Regions from separate parts of the Homo sapiens genome. Here region 1 is linked to region 2. A link is an interaction called in ENCODE POLR2A ChIA-PET data of the cell type or tissue named here. Cell type or tissue: OCI-LY7. All regions are shown on one strand.

What was found. Peaks named below come from ENCODE experiments on the same cell type or tissue, not always from the same donor. Only the 100,000 strongest peaks of a DNase experiment are listed, where the experiment ranks them.
Region 1: POLR2A ChIA-PET joins it to region 2 with 11 read pairs; 8 of 35 experiments call an interaction of 5 or more read pairs at or near these places.

The regions. Positions count from the first base shown.
Region 1 is chr10:101,827,790-101,832,789 of GRCh38, reverse strand. KCNIP2 (potassium voltage-gated channel interacting protein 2) reads left to right here. Exons shown (of 10, transcript NM_173191.3): 2 at 1,623-1,718; 3 at 2,893-2,946; 4 at 3,591-3,715; 5 at 4,094-4,163; 6 at 4,331-4,401; 7 at 4,532-4,639; 8 at 4,797-4,901. It overlaps KCNIP2-AS1 (KCNIP2 antisense RNA 1), which reads right to left. Exons shown (of 3, transcript NR_045118.1): 2 at 4,851-4,930; 3 at 3,901-4,609. Among named protein-coding and RNA genes, the nearest start is that of KCNIP2-AS1, 11 kb to the right of the region's middle. RefSeq lists enhancers at 1,434-1,950, 4,005-5,000 and silencers at 2,086-2,165, 2,956-3,055, 3,176-3,225. In OCI-LY7, no CTCF peak of the experiment used is centred here; DNase peaks (open chromatin) are centred at 1,759, 2,159 and 2,999; H3K4me3 peaks cover 2,272 bases; H3K27ac peaks cover 2,294 bases.
Region 2 is chr10:102,092,931-102,097,930 of GRCh38, reverse strand. No RefSeq gene overlaps it. Among named protein-coding and RNA genes, the nearest start is that of LDB1, 25 kb to the left of the region's middle. In OCI-LY7, no CTCF peak of the experiment used is centred here; no DNase peak of the experiment used is centred here.

The DNA of each region.
Region 1 (5,000 bases), 270 kb after region 2:
TTAGAAGCAGGTAGGGGGCTGGGGTGGGGGGCAGGAGAGCCACCCCCGAGTCGGGCAACTACACCATTGGAGGCCCCAGGCGCAATCCAGCTTTGGGAAACTAGAGTCCAGGCTAATGGAGCCCTGGGCCAGAGGCCAGGAATGCCATCGATCCCCCTGCCTGGCCCACTGCCTCCCTCCCACCTCTCCATGGCTCCTGGGGTGGGAGGGAGGTAAGGATGTGTTGAAGGAGAGGAGGTGGTTACTCACCCAGTCACCTCCTGAGAACAGGGCCTGATCTGGAGGGTGAAGCCTGGATTGGGAGGGTGGGGTATATGGAGGGGGAGTAACCTTTAACTAAAGGAAGTTGGACCCCTCCAGGAATGGACTGAGGCCAACTTTAGTCACTGTGTCAGATCCAGTGGGATCTGATCCAGGAATCTGGATGCAGTGCAGCTGGGAGACACAGACACACACACACACACACACACACACACACACACACACACACACAGTAACACTGAGGGTCCTCTGGGGGTGCAATTAGAGCTGTAGAGCATGTGCAGAAATAAGGGAGAAGAGGGGAAGGGGAGCCATGATCAGTGGGCCATGGATAGCCCCACAATACACCAGAATACTCGCCTCCAAGATCTCTTATTGCCACAAAGTTTACTATTATTTCACCCTCAAAGAGCAAGCCATACTGGAAGAGACTGTGAAGGGGCCACAGTTTAGGGTAGATGAGTTAGCTGATGAGGAACCCTGCCCTTTGGCAGAAAGATTCTGGGCACCTTGGAATGAGGAGGGGTTACAGGAAAGAAAAGTGGGTGTACCCAGGAAAAATGAAGCCTCTGTGGGTGAGGTATTGAGGTACAGCCTTAGATATCTGGGTGCCATGGGGACCCAGGTCACAGTATGATATGGATATGTGTCATGACAACCTTGATATGTCTCATAATGTTATAAGGTCACAATGTCATAGTGTTCTTTGTAGACTCACATGTCATGATGTCCCAGAGGCATTGTGTGTTCTTGTGTGGTTTGATCATGCTGTGTGTGAGATGGCCTATATGGGTCTCCATGTGTATGCATCCTGTTTTACTTAGGTCACATTTGTATATGTTTGTGTTAAGGAGTTAGCAGGTCATTGTGTGTGTGTGTGTGAGCATGCATATTACGCCATCAGGTGTGAGTTACTGGATATCAAGCTGTCACTGGCACCCATCACTGTGATGTATTGTTCTACATGTCACTATACACGCCTGTCACTGTAGGTGTGTGTATGAGAGAGGTGTTCTTACCCAGGCAATCCTTGGGTTGGACATCATCCTGAGAGGTCCAGCCATGGCACTTGAGCCAAGGGTACTAGGTCAGCAAAGACACTGAGGCCACTGCCACCTCATCCTTGCCGCCTCGCTGTCACCGGCCACGTCCCATTAAACCAAGTGCCTGAGCCTCACCTCTATGGACTCACTGGGCTCCCCTAACCCGATTCCAACCACCCTTGCCATTCCTTTCCTCCCCTTAATTCCTCCCCCAGCCCGGTCCCCAGATGGGGTTGATTTGTGACTGGCGGGGAGGGGACAGGGAACAGAGGGACAATGGGAGTTAATGTGCCTTCCTGGGGTCTTCTCTCTTCCCAGGCCACCCTCCAGGGCCCACTAAAAAAGCGCTGAAGCAGCGATTCCTCAAGCTGCTGCCGTGCTGCGGGCCCCAAGCCCTGCCCTCAGTCAGTGAAAGCAAGTGCCTCTCATGTGCTTCCGGGGGCGGGGCTCGATGTGTGCGTGCGTGTCTGTGCATGAGTGTGTGCGCGTGTGCCCCAGGCCTGCGAGTGTGCGCATGCTCCAGGCCTGCATGTGTGGGGGGGCGTGCCCCAGGCCTGCGTGTGTGGGGGTGGGGCCTGCCCCAGGCCTGTGCGTGTGTATGTGTGTGCATGTGCGCGCGAGCGTGCCCCAGGCCGGCGTGTGTGTGTGGGGGGGCGTGCCCTACCCCTGCATGTGTGTGGAGGGCGTGCCCCAGGCCCGCGCGCGTGTGTGTGTGTATGGGGAGGCGTGCCGCACGCCTGCGTGTGGGGGAGGGGCGTGCCCCAGGCCTGCGTGCGTGTGTGTGTGTGTGTGTGTGTGTGTGTGGGCGTGACCAGCGTGGCGAGGGCGGGTGCTGGCAAGGCTGGAGCATAAGGGGGCGTGGCTACTGTGTGCGTGTGCGGCTGAAGCCAGCGTGTGTGGGCGTGGTCAGTTGGGAGCGGGTGTGTGTCACCGCTCCCGCAAAACTGTGGGACCCGAGAGTGTGGGTGTGACCATTGTGACCAGGCTGAGGCCTGAGCCTGTGTAGCTGTGGCGGCCTGTGTAGACCAGGCGGCCGTGAGGGTCTGTATGTGGCTTAGCTGGGTTAGTGTCTTCAACTCCGTGCGGCCGCCCCCTTCCCCACCGTGTTTTGGACCCCTGATGTGTGTTGCCTATGCCCCGACAGGATGGTGACAGGTGTAGAGGATGGCGCCTGCCCTCCTCCAGACGCCAGGGTATTTGGGTTTTCTGTGCCAGCCTGGTCCCCTGCTGAGTGATCTCCAGTTGAGTGACCTCGCTTTGTCTCTAGGTCTCCATTTCCTCAGTTGGGCCTTGCCCACCTCATAGGATCATACTGCATTTTGCAAACCATAAAGGCCCGCTTTGTAGTTATTTGAGCATGCTGTTGTGTTGGACTTAGATGGGTCCCACACGGGGGTGGATTCGGAAAAGGACAGGCGTGAGTCCCGCAAGCTTGTGTGCATGGGGTCCGTTTCGTGTGTGTCTGTGCTGGTTGGGTGTGCCTTTGCACGGGCTGGGTTGTGAGGTTTGCTCTGAGTGTGAGGGGCCAGGTGTGTGTCTGCAGTTGGCCGGGTCTTCCGCTTTCTCGGTGACAGTTCGCTCCCTTCAGCATTAGCCGCCCCAGCCTCCCTCCGCCCCCACAGACCCCGCCTGCTGGACCCAGGTGACTTACGCTCCTGGTGGGGGCGGGGCGGGGCAGGGCGGCTTTGCCATCTTGGGGTGGGGGGCACTTGCCTGGGGGCTGGACGTTGGGGGCGGGGCAGGATTGAGATGGGGCCGGGGGTGGGGTCTGGATGGAGGTTGGCTGAGCTGGGCGGGGCATGGCTCAGGCATGGCTGGGATAGATGGGGCTGGGCGGGGCGAGGGGAGGGGCTGGGTGGGACGAGGGGAGGGTTTGGGCGGGGCAAGGCTGGGGCTGGGCGGATCTGAGTTGGTCCCCGAAGGCCCGGAGCTCTGACCCTCAGACGCCCCCTCTTGAACTGGCTTTTCCCACTCCTCCCTTTCTAAAACGAAGATGCGGCTGGGGGCCTTCCCCTCCAACGAGGGATCGAGGGCCGCGGGGCGAGCACTGAGTCGGATCCCTGGCTCTGGGGCCAGGCCAGGCCTTGGCCCGCTGATAGACCTCGAAGATGGCCATCATCTTTTCTCCTTACCTCAGTGTCCTTGGCTCGGGGCCCAGGGAACTGGCAGCCTGGTCTCCGGCATCGGATGGGACCGGGGGGCGGGGAGGGGGTGAATGGGGCAGTGATTTGAAGAGGGGTCGCGGAGGCTGGGCCTGAGGCGCGGCTGTCCTCACCGCTCCCGCAGACAGCGTGGACGATGAATTTGAATTGTCCACCGTGTGTCACCGGCCTGAGGGTCTGGAGCAGCTGCAGGAGCAAACCAAATTCACGCGCAAGGAGTTGCAGGTCCTGTACCGGGGCTTCAAGAACGTGAGTGCAAGGCGAGGCCAAACTCAGCGAGGGTGGGACAGGAGGACCCAAGCCGGTCCACAGCTTCCCAGAAAGCATGGCTTGGATGCTTGAGGTGTGGGCGGAAGGGAGGCAAGGCCCTGAGACTGAACTTCTAGCTGGAGGTTCTGGGGCGGGGCCAGAACGGAAGTGGCGCCTGTAGACTGTCAGTTTCGTTCCATGTTTTTTATTTGTGCACTGGGAAAGAAGTCTTCCCTCCCATCACATGAGCCACGTGGTGAGTCCTCTGGAGGCTTGAAGATTATCCCCCTCCCTGGGAGTCTTGGGCCATGGAGGGTGGGGGCGGTGAACGGAAGGGGATTTTGTCTCTGCCCTCAGCCTGGTGCCCTCTCCTTCCAGGAATGTCCCAGCGGAATTGTCAATGAGGAGAACTTCAAGCAGATTTACTCCCAGTTCTTTCCTCAAGGAGGTGAGGGGACAAGGCCCAAGGGGAAGCAGTTGTCCTTCTCTAGGCTGAGGGAGGGAGGGATTCTGGAGGAGCTGGGAATGCCAAGGTGATGGGGGGTATGGGGAGCTCCTTAGAGGGAGGAAGTCCTCTCCTGTGTGGAAGCCAACTTCTCCACACTCACCCTGCAGACTCCAGCACCTATGCCACTTTTCTCTTCAATGCCTTTGACACCAACCATGATGGCTCGGTCAGTTTTGAGGTGAGCTGGGCGAGGTGGGCCAGGGAAGCCTGTTTCCTGGAGTTCAGGGCCAGGATCTCCAGGCCAAACCCAGAGAAGGAGTTGGGTGAAGAGTACCCGAGGACACAGCTCCCTCCTGCCTCCTTCCCAGGACTTTGTGGCTGGTTTGTCCGTGATTCTTCGGGGAACTGTAGATGACAGGCTTAATTGGGCCTTCAACCTGTATGACCTTAACAAGGACGGCTGCATCACCAAGGAGGTGCAGGGCAACTGAAGGGCTGGGGGTCTGTGGCGGTGATGGGGGTGGCGTGCAGAGGGTGATGGGAGGGAAATATGACCCACATATGCCCACAAGCAAGGGATCAAGGGAGGCTGGAGGCTCTGAGGAAGGATCCTCTTCTCTCTTGGCCTAACAGGAAATGCTTGACATCATGAAGTCCATCTATGACATGATGGGCAAGTACACGTACCCTGCACTCCGGGAGGAGGCCCCAAGGGAACACGTGGAGAGCTTCTTCCAGGTACTTGGGAGTGGGTAGGCTGGAGGGCCCTGGAGTGAAGGGAAGAAGGCCAAGAACCAGCAGGGAACTCACCTGACTTCTGTCTGCCTCTCTCTTGCC
Region 2 (5,000 bases):
GCGCACGCCTGTAATCCCAGCACTTTGGGAGGCTGAGGCAGGCAGATCACCAGGTCAGGAGTTCAAGACCAGCCTGGCCAACATAGTGAAACCCTGTCTCTACTAAAAATACAAAAATTAGCCGGGCGTGGTGGCGGGCGCCTGTAGTCCCAGCTACTTGGGAGGCTGAGGCAGGAGAATCGCTTGAACCCGGGAGGCAGAGGTTGCAGTGAGCGGAGATCGTGCCACTGCACTCCAGCCTGGGCGACACAGCAAGACTCTGTCTCAAAACAACAACAACAACAAACAAAAAAAAACCTGACCATACTGTATGATGTAGGTACTGGGGGAATTGGTTCCAGAATGGATATCAAAACCCACGGATGCTTAAGTCCCTTATATAAGATGGTATAGTCTTTGCATATGACCTATGCATATTCTCCCATATACTTTAAATCATCTCAAGATTACTTATAATACTTAATACAATGTAAATGCTATATAAATAATTGTTATATTGTGTTGTTTAGAGAATAATGACAAGGAAAAATCTCTGTACATGTTCAGTGCAGATGCAACCATCCTTTTAGGGGGAATTTTTTTTTCTTATCTTTTTCTATAATGATGTTGACATCATATTTTTGGAATATTTTCCATCCGTGGTCAGTTGAATCCACAAATGCAGAACCTGAACATATATATGGAGGACCAATTAGCTCCCATTTTATTTATCTTTATTTTTATTTATTTTTTATTATTTTATTTATTTATTTATTTATTTTGATTCAGAGTCTCACTCTGTCGCCCAGGCTGGGCTGCAGTGGCGCGATCTTGGCTCACTGCAAGCTCCACCTCCCAGGTTCACGCCATTCTCCTGCCTCAGCCTCCCGAGTAGCTGGGACTACAAGCGCCCACCACCACACCTGGCTAATTTTTCTTTGTATTTTTAGTAGAGACGGGGTTTCACCGTGTTAGCCAGGATGGTCTCAATCTCCTGACCTCATGATCCGCCTGCCTCGGCCTCCCAAAGTGCTGGGATTACAGGCGTGAGCCACCGCACCTGGCCGCTAGCCTGGCCTATTTTTTATTTTTATTTATATATTTTGTGAGACAGGGTCTCACTGTCACCCAGGCTGGAGTGCAATGATGCTATCATATCTCATCTCAGCCATGAACTCCTGGGTTCAAAGGATTCTCACGCCTCAGCCGTTCAAATAGCTAGGACTAAAGGCATGCACTACTACGCCCAGCTGTCTCCCATTTTATTTACCTAGGAGGAAACTAAGGAACAGAGAGGTCAAGCAGCTTGCCCAAGGTCACAGAGCCAGCAAGGATTTTGAATTTCATCCAAATGTAATGGGTTGTCACCAAAGGATCTAATGCAGGTCATGTTTAAGAGCTGGTCCCTGCCTTCCAGAAAAGAGAGAAAGGGCCGGGTGTGGTGGCTCACACCTGTACTCCCAGCACTTTCGGAGGCCGAGGCGGGTGGATCACCTGAGGTCAGGAGTTCAAGACCAGCCTGGCCAATGAAGTTTAGACTTAATTTTATAGAGAGTGGAAAACCACCAAAAGTTTTTCAACAGAGAAGTGACCTACTCAGATCTGTTATTTTTTAAATTTTTTTATTTTTTTTAAATAAGGTTAGTTTGATGTGGTGTGTAGAACTGGAGAGGGGAAACTAATTAGGAGGCTATGAGGTCCATGCTGCTAGTAATGTAGAAAACCCAAACCAAACCACACAAAAAGATCCTAACTTATAAAATAAAACAAATACAAGATTAAAGAATTAGTCCGGGTGTGGTGGCTCACGCCTGTAATCCCAGCACTTTGGGAGGCCGAGGTGGGTGGATCACCTGAGGTCAGCAGTTCAAAACCTGAGGTCAGGAGTTCAAGCCTGGCCAACATGGTGAAACCCTGTCTCTACTAAAAATACAAAAAAAAACTAGCCAGGTGTGGTAGCAGGTACCTGTAATCCCAGCTACGGGAGGCTGAGGCAGGAGAATTGCTTGACCTGGGAGGCTGAGGTTGTAGTAAGCTGAGATAGTGCCACTGCACTCCAGCCTGGGTGACAGAGAAGACTCCATCAAAAAAGAAAAAAAAAAAAAAAGAAAAACAAGATTAAAGAATTAAATGTAAGTAAATAAAGTTAGAAGAAAATGAGATTAAATAGTATTCATCAGCCTTGTAGGAATATGTGTGTGGGTGATAAACTTGCAAGCTTAAATACTATAGAAGAAATCAAAAAGGAAGAGAGTAAATTTTATCCCAATTAAAAAAAAAAAAAGGAAAGAATGACCAGTTTGACTACATACAAATTTACAACTTTGGTGTATATATGTATAAGTAAAAACGAAACCAAACCTCTAAAGAGAACAAACAAGAAAGCAATATGCTGAGAAATATATTTGCAGCAAATATGATAAAGAGTTAAAATGTTTTTGTATAAGTAGGGTGCAGTGTGGGACACCTGTAGTCCAAGCTACTGGGGAGGGTGAGGCAGGAGGATCCCTTTATAAAGCTTCGGAGTTTGAGGCCGGGCGCAGTGGCTCACACCTGTAATCCCAGCACTTTGGGAGGACGAGGCGGGCGGATCACAAGGTCAGAAGATCGAGACTATCCTAGCTAACACGGTGAAACCCCTTCTCTACTAAAAAATATAAAAAATTAGCCGGGCACGGTGGCGGGCGCCTGTAGTCCCAGCTACTCAGGAGGCTGAGGCAGGAGAATGGCATGAACCTGGGAGGCGGAGCTTGCAGTGAGCCAAGATTGCGCCACTGCACTCCAGCCTGGGTGAGAGCGAGACTCTATCTCAAAAAAAGAAAAAGAAAAAAAAGCTTCGGAGTTTGAGCCCAGCCTGGGCAGCATAGCAAGACTCTGATCCTAAAAATAAATAAATAAATAATTTTTGTATAATTAATTTATGCAAAATAGGTTTTGTTTTGTTTTTTAAAAGGCCCCTCAATAAATAAATGGGAGCCAGGCATGGTGGGTCATGCCTGTCGTCCCAGCCTTTTGAGGGGCTGAGGCAGGCGGATCACGTGAGGTCAGGAGTTCAAGACCAACCTGGCCAATATGATGAAACCCCGTCTCTAGTAAAAATAGAAAAAAATAGCTGGGCATGGTGGTACACACCTGTAATCCCAGCTACTCGGGAGGCTGAGGCAGGAGAATCGCTTGAACCCAGGAGGCAGAGGTTGCGGTGAGCTGAGATCACGTTACTGCACTCCAGCCTGGGCAACAGAGCGAGACTCCATCTCAACAATAACAACAAAAAATACAAAAATTAGCCGGACATGGTGGCAGGCGCTTGTAATCCCAGCTACTTGGGGGCTGAGACTGGAGATCGCTTGAACCCGGGACAGAGGTTGCAGTGAGCTGAGATTGTGCCACTGCACTTCAGCCTGAGCAACGGTGTGAGAATCTGTCTCAAAAACAAAACAAATAAAAATAAAAATGACAGCTGGGCGCAGTGGCTCACCCCTGTAATCCCAGCACTTTGGGAGGCTGAGGTGGGTGGATTACCTGAGGTCAGGAGTTCGAGACCAGCCTGGACAACATGGTGAAACCCCACCTCTACTAAAAATATAAAAACTAGCCGGGCATGGCCGGGCGTGGTGGCTCATGCCTGTAATCCCAGCACTTTGGGAGGCTGAGACGGGCAGATCACGAGGTCAGCAGATCGAGACCATCCTGGCTAACACAGTGAAACCCCGTCTCTACTAAAAATACAAAAAATTAGCCGGGCGTGGTGGTGGGCGCCTGTAGTCCCAGCTACTCGGGAGGCTGACACAGGAGAATGGCGTGAACTGGGGAGGCGGAGCTTGCAGTGAGCCGAGATGGCGCCACTGCACTCCAGCCTGGATAGAGCGAGACTCTGTCTCAAAAAAAGCACTAGCTGGGCATGGTGGTAGGTGCCTGTAATCCCAGCCACTCGGGAGGCTGAGGCACGAGAATTGCTTGAACCCAGGAGATGGAGGTTATAGTGAGCTGACACGGTGCCACTGCACTCCAGCCTCAGTGACAGAGTGAGACTCCATCTCAAAAAAGTAAAATGAAAATGACAATTCAGCTGGGCCAGGCAGCTCACGCCTGTAATCCCAGTACTTTGGGGAGTCTGAGGTGGTAGGATCACTTGAGTCCAGGAGCTGGGGGCCAGCCTGGGCAACATAATAAGACCCTGTCTCTACAAAAAAATACAACTATTAGACAAGCATGTAGTAATCAGCTACTCTAGAGGCTGAGGTGGGAGGATGCCTTGAGCCCAGGAGGTCAAGGTTGCAGTGAGCCAAGATCAGGCAAATGCACTCCAGCCTGGGCAACAGAGTGAGACCTTGTCAATAAATAAATAGATAAATAAAGTATACAATTCAGCAGCTTTTAGCGTATTCATAATGTTGTGCAACCATCACCACAATTGATTTTAAAACATTTTCATCACTTCCGAAAGAACACCTGTATCCGTTGGCAGTCATTCCACATTTTCCCCACTCTCTCAGCCCTAGGTAATCGTTAATCTATGTCTATAAGACATTTCATATACATGGAATCATACAATATATGACCTTTTGTGACTGGCCTCTATCTCTTAGCATGAGGTTTTCAAGACTCATCCATTTTGTAGCAAGTACCAGTATTTCTTTTCTTTTTTCTTTTTTTTTTTTTTTTTAAGGGGCAAGGTCTCACTATGTTGCCTAGGCTGGACTCAAACTCCTGGCACATGTCACTGCACCTGGCTTAATTTTTTTATTGCTCAATAATATTACATTATATGGATATACTACATTTTAGTTATCCTTTCTTTTTTTTTTTTTTTTTTTTTTTTTTTTTTTTTTTGAGACAGAGTCTTGCTGTCGCCCAGGCTGGAGTGCAGTGGCGCGATCTCGGCTCACTGCAAGCTCCGCCTCCCGGGTTCACGCCATTCTCTTGCCTCAGCCTCCCTAGTAGCTGGGACTACAGGCATCCACCACCACGGCCGGCTAATTTTTTGTATTTTTAGTAGAGACGGGGTTTCACTGTGTTTG